Regions from separate parts of the Homo sapiens genome. Here region 1 is linked to region 2. A link is a contact called in ENCODE Hi-C data. All regions are on one chromosome and are shown on one strand. The core of a region is the stretch at or near the end of the contact, and the rest is flanking DNA. Distances in the headings are between cores, read along the strand shown.

What was found. A loop is a pair of places that touch in the nucleus more often than their neighbours do. Pooled maps may share reads with other maps.
Region 1: a loop to region 2 is called in a map with no recorded cell type, with 3 times the contacts of the local background. The contact joins two enhancer-like sites. A Hi-C loop is called at or near these places in 4 of 37 single-sample maps with no recorded cell type and 2 of 50 pooled maps.

Annotation. Positions count from the first base shown.
Region 1 is chr9:96,481,556-96,486,390 of GRCh38, reverse strand. It overlaps HABP4 (hyaluronan binding protein 4), which reads right to left. Exons shown (of 8, transcript NM_014282.4): 6 at 1,758-1,929. Among named protein-coding and RNA genes, the nearest start is that of HABP4, 34 kb to the right of the region's middle. Within about 2 kb of position 1,855, at least 2 of the 41 ENCODE cell types and tissues checked have a DNase peak (open chromatin) inside an H3K27ac peak, as active enhancers do.
Region 2 is chr9:95,855,311-95,860,127 of GRCh38, reverse strand. All of the region lies in intron 1 of ERCC6L2-AS1 (ERCC6L2 antisense RNA 1), which reads left to right. It also overlaps the pseudogene RNU2-46P. Among named protein-coding and RNA genes, the nearest start is that of ERCC6L2, 18 kb to the left of the region's middle. Within about 2 kb of position 2,733, at least 3 of the 41 ENCODE cell types and tissues checked have a DNase peak (open chromatin) inside an H3K27ac peak, as active enhancers do.

The sequences.
Region 1 (4,835 bases), core at 606-3,105, 630 kb before region 2:
TAAGAACCAACCCAGCTTGCTAATGGAGTTAGAAAACACCTCCCAGAGATTGCCAGGGAAATAAAGCTCCGGCCGCCTATGTCTACAAAAAGCCATTTCTTGTGGAACAGCTCAAAACTCAGTAAGGCCTCCTACAGCTTGGACTGACCAAAACAAGAGGATGGGAGAGAATCCTGTATCTTTTTTTTTGTTTTGTTTGGAGACGAAGTCTCACTTTGTTGCCCAGGCTGGAGTGCAATGGCGTGATCTCGGCTTGCTGCAACCTCTGCTTCCCGGGTTCAAGCGATTCTCCTGCCTCAGCCTCCCGAGTAGCTGGGACTACAGGCACCCGCCAACCGCCCGGCTAGTTTTTGTATTTTTAGTAGAGACAGGGTTTCACTATGTTGGCTAGGCTGGTCTCGAACTCCTGACCTCAGGTGATCCACCTGCCTTGGCCTCCCAAGAACCCTGTATCTTAAATGACACCTAATCAAAGTACTCACTCAGAAAATGAAACTAACCAAAGTGTAAATGACAACTCTACAATAGCATAACATTCCTGAGATTCCACATGAAAATCAATAACTAATACCCCACAGAGAGGAAGAACCTGCTACCTGCTCACTCCCACCTCGAAATAGTGACTGGTATCAAGCTGTAGATGGAATGATACAGATTCTAAATCCCATAATGGGAATGCTTCAGTGGACCTAGCCTTAAGTTCAGTAACAAGTCGGGGACTTGATGACCCCATGGCATCCCTATCAACATATGCTGCTAGATGTTTCCCCGAAACCTCTCCCTGCAAAACTGAAGCTTCTGAGAAGAGCTGGACGTAAGCCGTGAGCAATAAGGCCTCACAACACGGAGGAGCTCCCTGAGCAACCCCTGCAGCACGCTGGCCGCTGTGGCAGTGCCTGACCGAGCAGCCAAGCGTTCGGGGACTCATCTCCCGCCACGTCTGCAGTTAGGCAGGGGGCGCAAAGCTGCTGAACCAACATGGGAAAGGCGTCAGAAGTGCATGGAACCTCAACCACAGTTTAAAAAGTCATCAACTACTCGGCCAGGTGCAGTGGCTCACGCCTGTAATCCCAGCACTTTAGAAGGCTGAGGCTGGTGGATCACCTGAGGTCGGGAGTTCAAGACCAGCCTGACCAACATGGAAAAGCCCCGTCTCTACTAAAAATACAAAATTAGCCGGGGTGGTGGCGCATGCCTGTAATCCCAGCTACTTGGGAGGCTGAGGCACGAGAATCGCTTGAACCCGGGAGGCGGAGGTTGCGGTGAGCCAAGATCGCGCCACTGCACTCCAGCCTGGGCAACAAGAGCGAAACTCCATCTCAAAAAAAAAAAAAAGTCATCAACTACTCAGTGAAATGCTCTTATCAAGAAACAGAGTTGAAAGTAACCTACTCAGGGGACACAGAGTGTAGTTCTCCTTTGATTAACTCTGAATTGTACAAGACACAATCTGTAACTCTCCCTTGAGAAAAATGAAATACAGTTAATACACAGTATGTGTACAGTACCCGCATAGTCCCAGGGTGAGCAGAAGATGCACTGTCACTCTAACTGCTCTGTGCATCTGTCAATACCTCAAGTTTCAATTCCTTTTCTTAATGAACAATACAGTAAAATTAGGCATGCATCATCTCTGATTAGAAACAAAGACTGCCAACTACTAATGTTCCATTTTCAAGACAGAAGTGGAAAGGTACATTTCACTTCCAGTAAGGTAAAAGTAAAGATTACCTCTACATACGAAATGCAATGCTTACATCATCTCTGTATTTTGACTTGTGAATCACCACGGCTTTGGAAGGAACAGTGGATTCTGGTTTCCGGATGTTAAACTCAGGCTTTGGTCTGGTCTGTTCTTGAAGATTTTTCCACTCATCTAAAGTCATCTCTTGAACTTGGGTTTCTTCTTCTACCTCCAACTCAGGAACTCTATAAAGAGATATATAATCATAAAGAATACTTTTTGATGGTACTAAAATGTCTACTTTATAAAGAAAAAGTTATAACCATTAATTCAACATATTTTTGTGGTACTGCATTTCAAATGCAAATAAGGTAAGGAAATCTTTGACTCACAAGCTTCCATATTTCATTTTCAACATTTTATGTCATCACTGCCAACAGAAGATACTTCCTATCTGTGTTCAAATCAATCTTTGAAAAATGGGAACATCACCATCCTGATGACATTAACATCACACTTCACCACTGGCACTCCCTTCCAGACAGCATGACAGACAAAATGAGGTAATTATGGACAATGGGTTGAAATAAAATACAGGAAACCATAAACAAGTTTTAAAGCAGTGGCTCATGAATGCATACTTTTGCAAATATCCTCTTTAATGAGTTTTAAAAAGAAAACAAAAGACAGAAATATAGATTGAGAGCAAAGAATTCAGAGTCCAGAAATAAACCCTCACATTTACGGTCAACTGATTTTTTTTTTCCAACCGTGGTGCCAAAGACAATTCAATGGAGAATGAAAAGTATTTTCAACAAACGGTGCTTGGGCAACTGGATATCCACACACACCAAAAGAAAGAATGAAGTTAGACCTACCTCACACCATAAATACAAGAGCTAAAATATAAAACTCTTAGCAGAAAACCTAGGCAGAAACTTTCTTAACCCTGGACTGGGCAATGGTTTCTTCCACATGACACCAAAAAAACAAGCAACAAAAGTACATACATTGAACATCATCAGATACTTTTATACTACAAAGGACACCATCAAGAAAGTAAAAAGACAGTCCACAAAATGGGATAAAATATTTACAAATAATATATCTCACAAGGGACTTGTATCTAGAATACATAAAGAATTCTTTATGAACAGCCAAGCGTGGTGGCTCATGCCGATAGTCCTAGCTACTCAGGGGGCTGAGGTGGGAGGATCGCTTGAGGCCAGGCATCTGAGGCTGCAGTGAGCTATGATCACACGTGTGAATGGCCACTGTGTTCCACCTTGGGCAACAGAATGAGACACTGTCTCTTTAAAAAAAAAAAAAAGAATGCTTTATGAATTCTAGATACAAGTCCTCTTTAGTTGAGACAAATGACCACCCTCCCCCCAAAAAAGGCAAGGATCTGAGTGAACATTTTTCCAGAGAAGATATACAAATAGGCAGTAAGATGTTGCACATCATTAGCTATTAGAGAAAGACAAGTCAAAACCACAGAGCTGCACCAGTCCACACCCAGTGGGATGGTTAGAACCAAAACGACATTTGACAAGCGTTGGGGAGGATGTGGAGAAACTGGAACCCACATACACTGCCAGTGGGAATGTGAAATGGTGTAGCCTCTTTGGAAAGCAGTCTGGCGGTTCCTCAAAAATCTAAGCTGAGTTAGCCTCTGACCCGGAAATTTCACTCCTGGGTTTATACCCAAGAGAAATGAAAACACACATCCACATGAAAACTTAAACCCAAGTGTTCACTGCAGTGCTATTCATAATAGCCAAAAAGTGGACACAACCTAAATGTCTATTAACTAATGAGTGGATAAACCAAATATGGCACATTTTTTGGAATATTATCTGGCAATAAAAAGAAACAAAGTATTAATACACATTACGACATGAACAAACCTTGAAAAAATGATGCAAGTGAAATAAACCAGGCAGAAAAGACTTCTGTGTATGATTCCATTTACATGAAATATTCAGAGGAGCCAGATTCACACAGACAGGAGGCAGGTCAGTGGTGGCCAGGGCTGCAGGGAGGGAGGATAGGGAGTGACTGCTGAATGGGCATGGGGTTTCCTTTTGGGATGATAACAACCTTCTGGAGCCAGATCATGGTGATGGTTGCATAACACTCTGAATGTACTAAATGCCACTGAATTGTACACTTTAAAAGGATTAAAATCGTAGATTTGAAAATCATCACAAAAATACACACAAAAAAAGAAAAACAGAAATGAAGACTGGCACATGCTACAACATGAATGAAGCTGAAAACTTGATGCTAATAGTTAAAATAAGCCAGGTGCAAAAGGAACATTGAACGATTCCACTTAGATGAGGCACCTAGAATAGGCAAATTCATAAACACGAGTAAAATAGAGATTACTACATGCTGAGGAGAAATGGGGAGTTAGTGTTAAATGGATATAGAGTTTCTGTTTGTGATGAAAAAGTTCTACAAGGCCAGGCACAGTGGCTCAAGCCTGTAATCCTAGCACTTTGGGAGGCTGAGGCAGGCGGATCATGAGGTCAGGAGTTCGAGACCAGCCTGGCCAATACGGTGAAACCCCGTCTCTACTAAAAAATACCAGAAAAATTAGCCGGGTGTAGTGGAATGTGCCTGTAGTCCCAGCTACTCAGGAGGCTGAGGCAGGAGAATCGCTTGAACCCGGGAGGTGGAGGTTGCAGTGAGCCGAGATCGCACCACTGCACTCCAGCCTGGACAACAGAGTGAGATTCCATCTCAAAAAAAAAAAAAAAGTTCTAGAGATGGATGGTGGTGATGGTTACACACAATATGAATGTTACTGATGCCATTAAATTATATATATTAAAATGGTAAAAATGGCAATTTTTATGTTATTTTTACTGCAATTTTAAAAAATTAATAATGTAACATACCCCAAACCATCCATCCATGCATTCAGTCGTTTACTCATTTATTTGTTTGATACAGGCTGGGTTTCACTCTGTTGGCCAGGCTGGAGTACAGTGGCATGATGATGGCTCACCATACCTTCAACCTCCTGAGCCCAAGGATCCTCCCACCTCAGCTTCCTGAGAGTAGCTGGGACTACAGGTACGAGCCATCAGGCCCAGCTAATTTTTACAACCATTTTGTAGAGACGGGGTCTCTCCATGTA
Region 2 (4,817 bases), core at 1,484-3,983:
ATAAAGCTACAGAAGAAACTATAGGTTATGACACTGGTATGGGAAAGAACTCTTAAGCAAGTTACCAAAAGCACAAACAAAATGTAAGGAATTGTTCATTTGACTTCATCAGAATTGTTCAGTGAAGGACCCCACAGCCAAACTGAAACCAATGTGTTAACTAGTATTTAAACTGATAAGAACAGATACTACACTTGATCTTAGCCAAAAGGCCTAACTTGTATTTAGGATGTACAAGAAAACATATGCAAATCATTCGATAATAAAGAGTCAGGAAAACTAATTGAAAAATAGACAAAGAATGTATATAGGCAATTTGCAGAAGTGGAAACCTAAATGGCTAAAGGATATATGAAGAATGCTCAAATGTATTAAAAATCAGCTAAGAGTGATTTAAACAAATTCAAAAACTACAACTAGATATCCATGAGATAAACAAGCATTAGAAAATCAGATAAGGCCAAGTATTTGCAAGGATGTGGGAAAATAATAACCTAAGTGAACTACTAGTGAGAGTAGACTGGTACAGCTAGTCAAATTCAGTACTTAGTCAATTTCAACATGCATACACCTTATTACCCAGCCAGCCCTTACCTGGGTATATATATTGTAAAGAAGTTTTCACACTTAAGAGTCATGTATTATCTATTTGTGGCTTCCAGTGATTAGGGGGAATCTTGGTGTTCATTCCTGGAGGAAGGGGTGAGTAAAATGTGCAGACTGCATAATATTGAGTATTGTATGGCAGCTTGAAGTAACAAACCAAGTGTCAACAGAGCAATATGAATAGATCTTAAAAACACAGTGCTTTGGGAGGCTGAGGTGGGTGGATCACCTGAGGTCAGGAGTTTGAGACCAGCCTGGCCAACGTGGTGAAACCCCATCTCTACTAAAAATACGAAAATTAGCCAGGCGTGGTGGCGGGTGCCTATAATCCCAGCTACTAGGAGGCTTAGGCAGGAGAATTGCTTGAACCCGGGAGGCTGAGGTTGCAGTGAGCCAAGATCGCGCCATTGCACTCCAGCCTGGGCAACGAGCAAAACCCTGTCTCAACAAAACAAAACAAAACCACAGCGCTGAGTAAAAAAATAAGAAGTAGAACAAAGTCTAATAAGATACAGTAGACTATATTATTATATTTTGCAAGAGTATGTATACACGTGTTAGACTTCAAACTCAGAGCAGTTGTCTATGGAAAGGGGAATGGGAGAGGGAACGGTAACAGAATGAGGTGAAAAAGGAATAAATATCTAAATTAAGTGTTTTGCTTCAACTCTAATGATCAGGTGATATGAACTGAGGAATATGATTAGTTCAACTCTGGCACTGAGGTCATTTGAAAATATTGATAACATATAATATCTGTATTTGATGAATGTGCAGTGTAAATGAGGAAGATGACACAAGATTTACTTTATAGTAAAAACATGCTGAGTAATATAAGTCAAGTAAATGTAGGTGTGATCAGAGATTAGTGTAATCAGAAAGAAGGCATTCTGGAAGAGATAAGCTTTTAGCTGGCATTGAAGAATAGTTATATTTAGATGTGTCAGTTAGATAAAATATTATTCTACACAAGGTAAACTTTGAGAAAAGTCAGAAAATGGAAAAAGTTCATGTCAAGTGTGAAAAACCAGTGATTAAGTTTTGCTGGAGTATTTGCGCCTGAAGGGGATTAGTGAGAGAAAGGGTTCCTGGAAGATTTTAAAGGTGAGGCTAGAGAGTCCAGTTATTCCAAGGCAGTAGAGATCCACTGAAGACTTTATAGCAGGAGAGTGACATCCCAAGGACACAGGGGTCATTGCTGATGCTCCCAAAGTGCCTGCTGATCTGAGCTGCCAGGGTCATTTGATTAGTATCAATGACTTCAGGGACTCATCTAGAGTTCTCACATTTCCTTGTACTTCATTTGACTGAAGAATAAAGGACTTAGAAAATTGGAGCCCTAAGAAACAGTGAAAATAAGTCTGGGAAAATCCCTGGAGCCTAAAATTAAGCTCTGCCTGTTCTTGGTTTCTTGTTGCTCTCTGGCAACTTCATTAAGTTTCTATTCCTCTTTCCACTCCAACATATTGCAGCCCTTTGATGCCTTTAGATTAGCAAGTTCAACACCTTCTTTGGACTGTAGGTATGAAGACCCAGTTTTGAGCTAGGCTGACATTGGACAAGCTGCAAGGCCAGCAGTTCCTGCATCAGGTCAGCACAGGGAAGTAGGTATTAAAGAGCTGAGCCAGAGCCCTGGGTGCCAGGGCTGGGAAGAAGGCTGGTCTGGCAATCTCAGAATGGCATGGTATTGATAGGTGAGAGCAAACACTCATGATTATGGAGGTCTAACTTGAAGTTGCCAGGTTGTCGTGACCTACAGACTTAGTCTCATTGTTCTTTAAACTTAGTTTGAAAATTTAGAAAGCAACAGAATGAAAAAAGTTCCGCTTAGTTATCTTGCCTTCTCTTGTCACTCAGGTGAGAATGTGAATGCAACTGGACTCTTTTTCTCCTTGCCCAGTTCCTACACGTAAAGATTCCTTTACCAGGAACAGCCCTTAAGTCTTTCATGTCAGTTGTTTAATTCTCTGGAAACTGACCTCTGTTTCCCCATATCCTTCTTGCCTAACTTGTAGATTTCCTGGAGTTTGTCTCCCTGCAGCTGAAATTCTGGCAGCCAATAGGGGACTCAGCCTCACCCCAGTCTCTAGAATCAAACCAGGTATTAATAGGAGGGATTAAGTTGCTGTGACTCAACGCTTAGGCACTCTAGCAGCAAAGATGCTTGATGTTGTCCAGCCCTGATCTTGGGCCCCAGTTTTCACAACAGGCTTCTATCTTGCTCCAATCTGCTCTTTACACAGCTGCAAAAGCCCCTGCCTTGGCAACGTTCCTGGTAACAAGATCCCTCTGGGGAATGGCTCAGCCTTGGTCTTCCACTCCTCCTCCCCCCCATCACTTCTGCTGCCCCTCATATACTGAAGCCTTGCCCTTGAACACTGTCTTCTTGATATTTACACGTTGTGCTCAGTATGATGCTTGGGTCACAGACGATTAGTAAAGACATGAACTATGTTCATCATTCCTAGGGGGAAGGGGAAGGGCCAGGGTTCACTAAAAGGGTGTCATTCATTGCTGATGTCCTAGAAACTGCAAACTGCCAATTTGAGTTTAGGAAACACCTATTATTCTACCTTGATTGTATCTAAAAATGGGGTGAGAAGGAAAGTGGTTTAGTGAACTCCACCCTCAGGAATAAATGCAGAGGGCAACACCTCAGTGAAGTGTGGTGGTCTGCAATGTATATTTCAGACATCTGCCATTCCATGTCCTAGGTATGTACCTCTACCCTGCCCTTGGAATAGGAAAGTAGTCCTTGTATTCAAGCCAAATTGATATTAGGAGATCCACATATGATCTTATCAGGGACACTACAGTCTGTACTCTCTTTCTTTGCTGCCTTTCAGGGAACATATACCAGACCTAGAACACTGATGACTATTCAGGAAAGGTATGGAAGAGTGGGCACAAGGTGGGACCCTGACTATTTTCTGGAGTCACCACCAGCTGGGACCCAGTTCTGCTGACTGTTGTAGTCCTGTTGTAACAATTGCTTTCATGTTTGCTAAAATAAATAAATATCAATGTGTTTAACCAATAATGATAACCACTTTGCTTTTTGGCAAATCCTAAAGAGATAAAACTAATTCATATAATTTAGCGGGGAGAGAAAAAGGCACACACAAAAGTCTCATCCTCCTAGATCCATTTACCATCTTGAAAGGGACAAGTAACAGATAACTTGTTAATTATGGAAGGATTCTATAACCTTACTCACTTCTACCAGATTGGTTACTTCATTATCCTATTTCTTTTCAGAGATCAGGAATAAGATCCTTAAATTTTTTAGGTTTCTGTGCTTATCTACAGATGTAGAAGAAAATGCAAAATGAGGGAGATTATGCAGTGGTATGAAACAAAATCTGAAGGGATAGAAAGGATGGCTGAGTTGCTGGAGAGGAAAGAAAGCTGAGTTCCTGGGGCCTGCTTTGAAGATGAAAGGAAGGCACCAGGAGATAAACTGGGCCAGAGATAGGTCTTGTGAGGCTTTGCAGTTAAAAAACCTGCAGATGGTTTTTGGATGGGATCAAATATCAGAAAGGCAGATAAGCCACAAACCCAAATTAGTTTCCAGTTAAGTTATTGCTCTCAGATACAAAACTCAATACAATACTTGGCATTTTGTTTCACATGCAAGCTTTTTCCTATCATTCTTTCAATAAACATTTACTAAATGTCTATTCTGCAGCAGGCACAGCTGTAGGTAAATTAGCCAGAAATCAATTGATTGAAAACCAGTCCTCTATAAGTCAACTTAGCAAAGCATCAATTTGCCTAAAAACAATTTGCTAAATTTACCCAATTTATCACAAGTATATTTTTAAGTATTATTCTTCTTGAATATTCTTCTTAAATGTAGTATTCATGGGAATATTTTTAGGACTATTCAAGTTGTAGCAAGTGAGGACGTAGGTGGTCTAGGGTTTTTCAGACATTTTTCCTAGTCTAGTTTTTTTGCTAAGTATTGGTTGATGGTTTGTCTCTAGGTTTGTTGTATTTGCAGTTCCTTCAGTCTGGACTGCCCTTCCTCAGATATTTTCATGTTCGCTTTCCAAATTGCCTGTCATTTTGTCAGACGTATCACTGGATCCAGCTAAAAGGTGAATTTTGAAAACACTAAAATGTTTCCTAAAGCAAATATTGTACAGAAATAGTCAAATCAGTCACAAATAAAAATTCAGCTTTCATTTTATCTTAAGAATTTAAAGGAC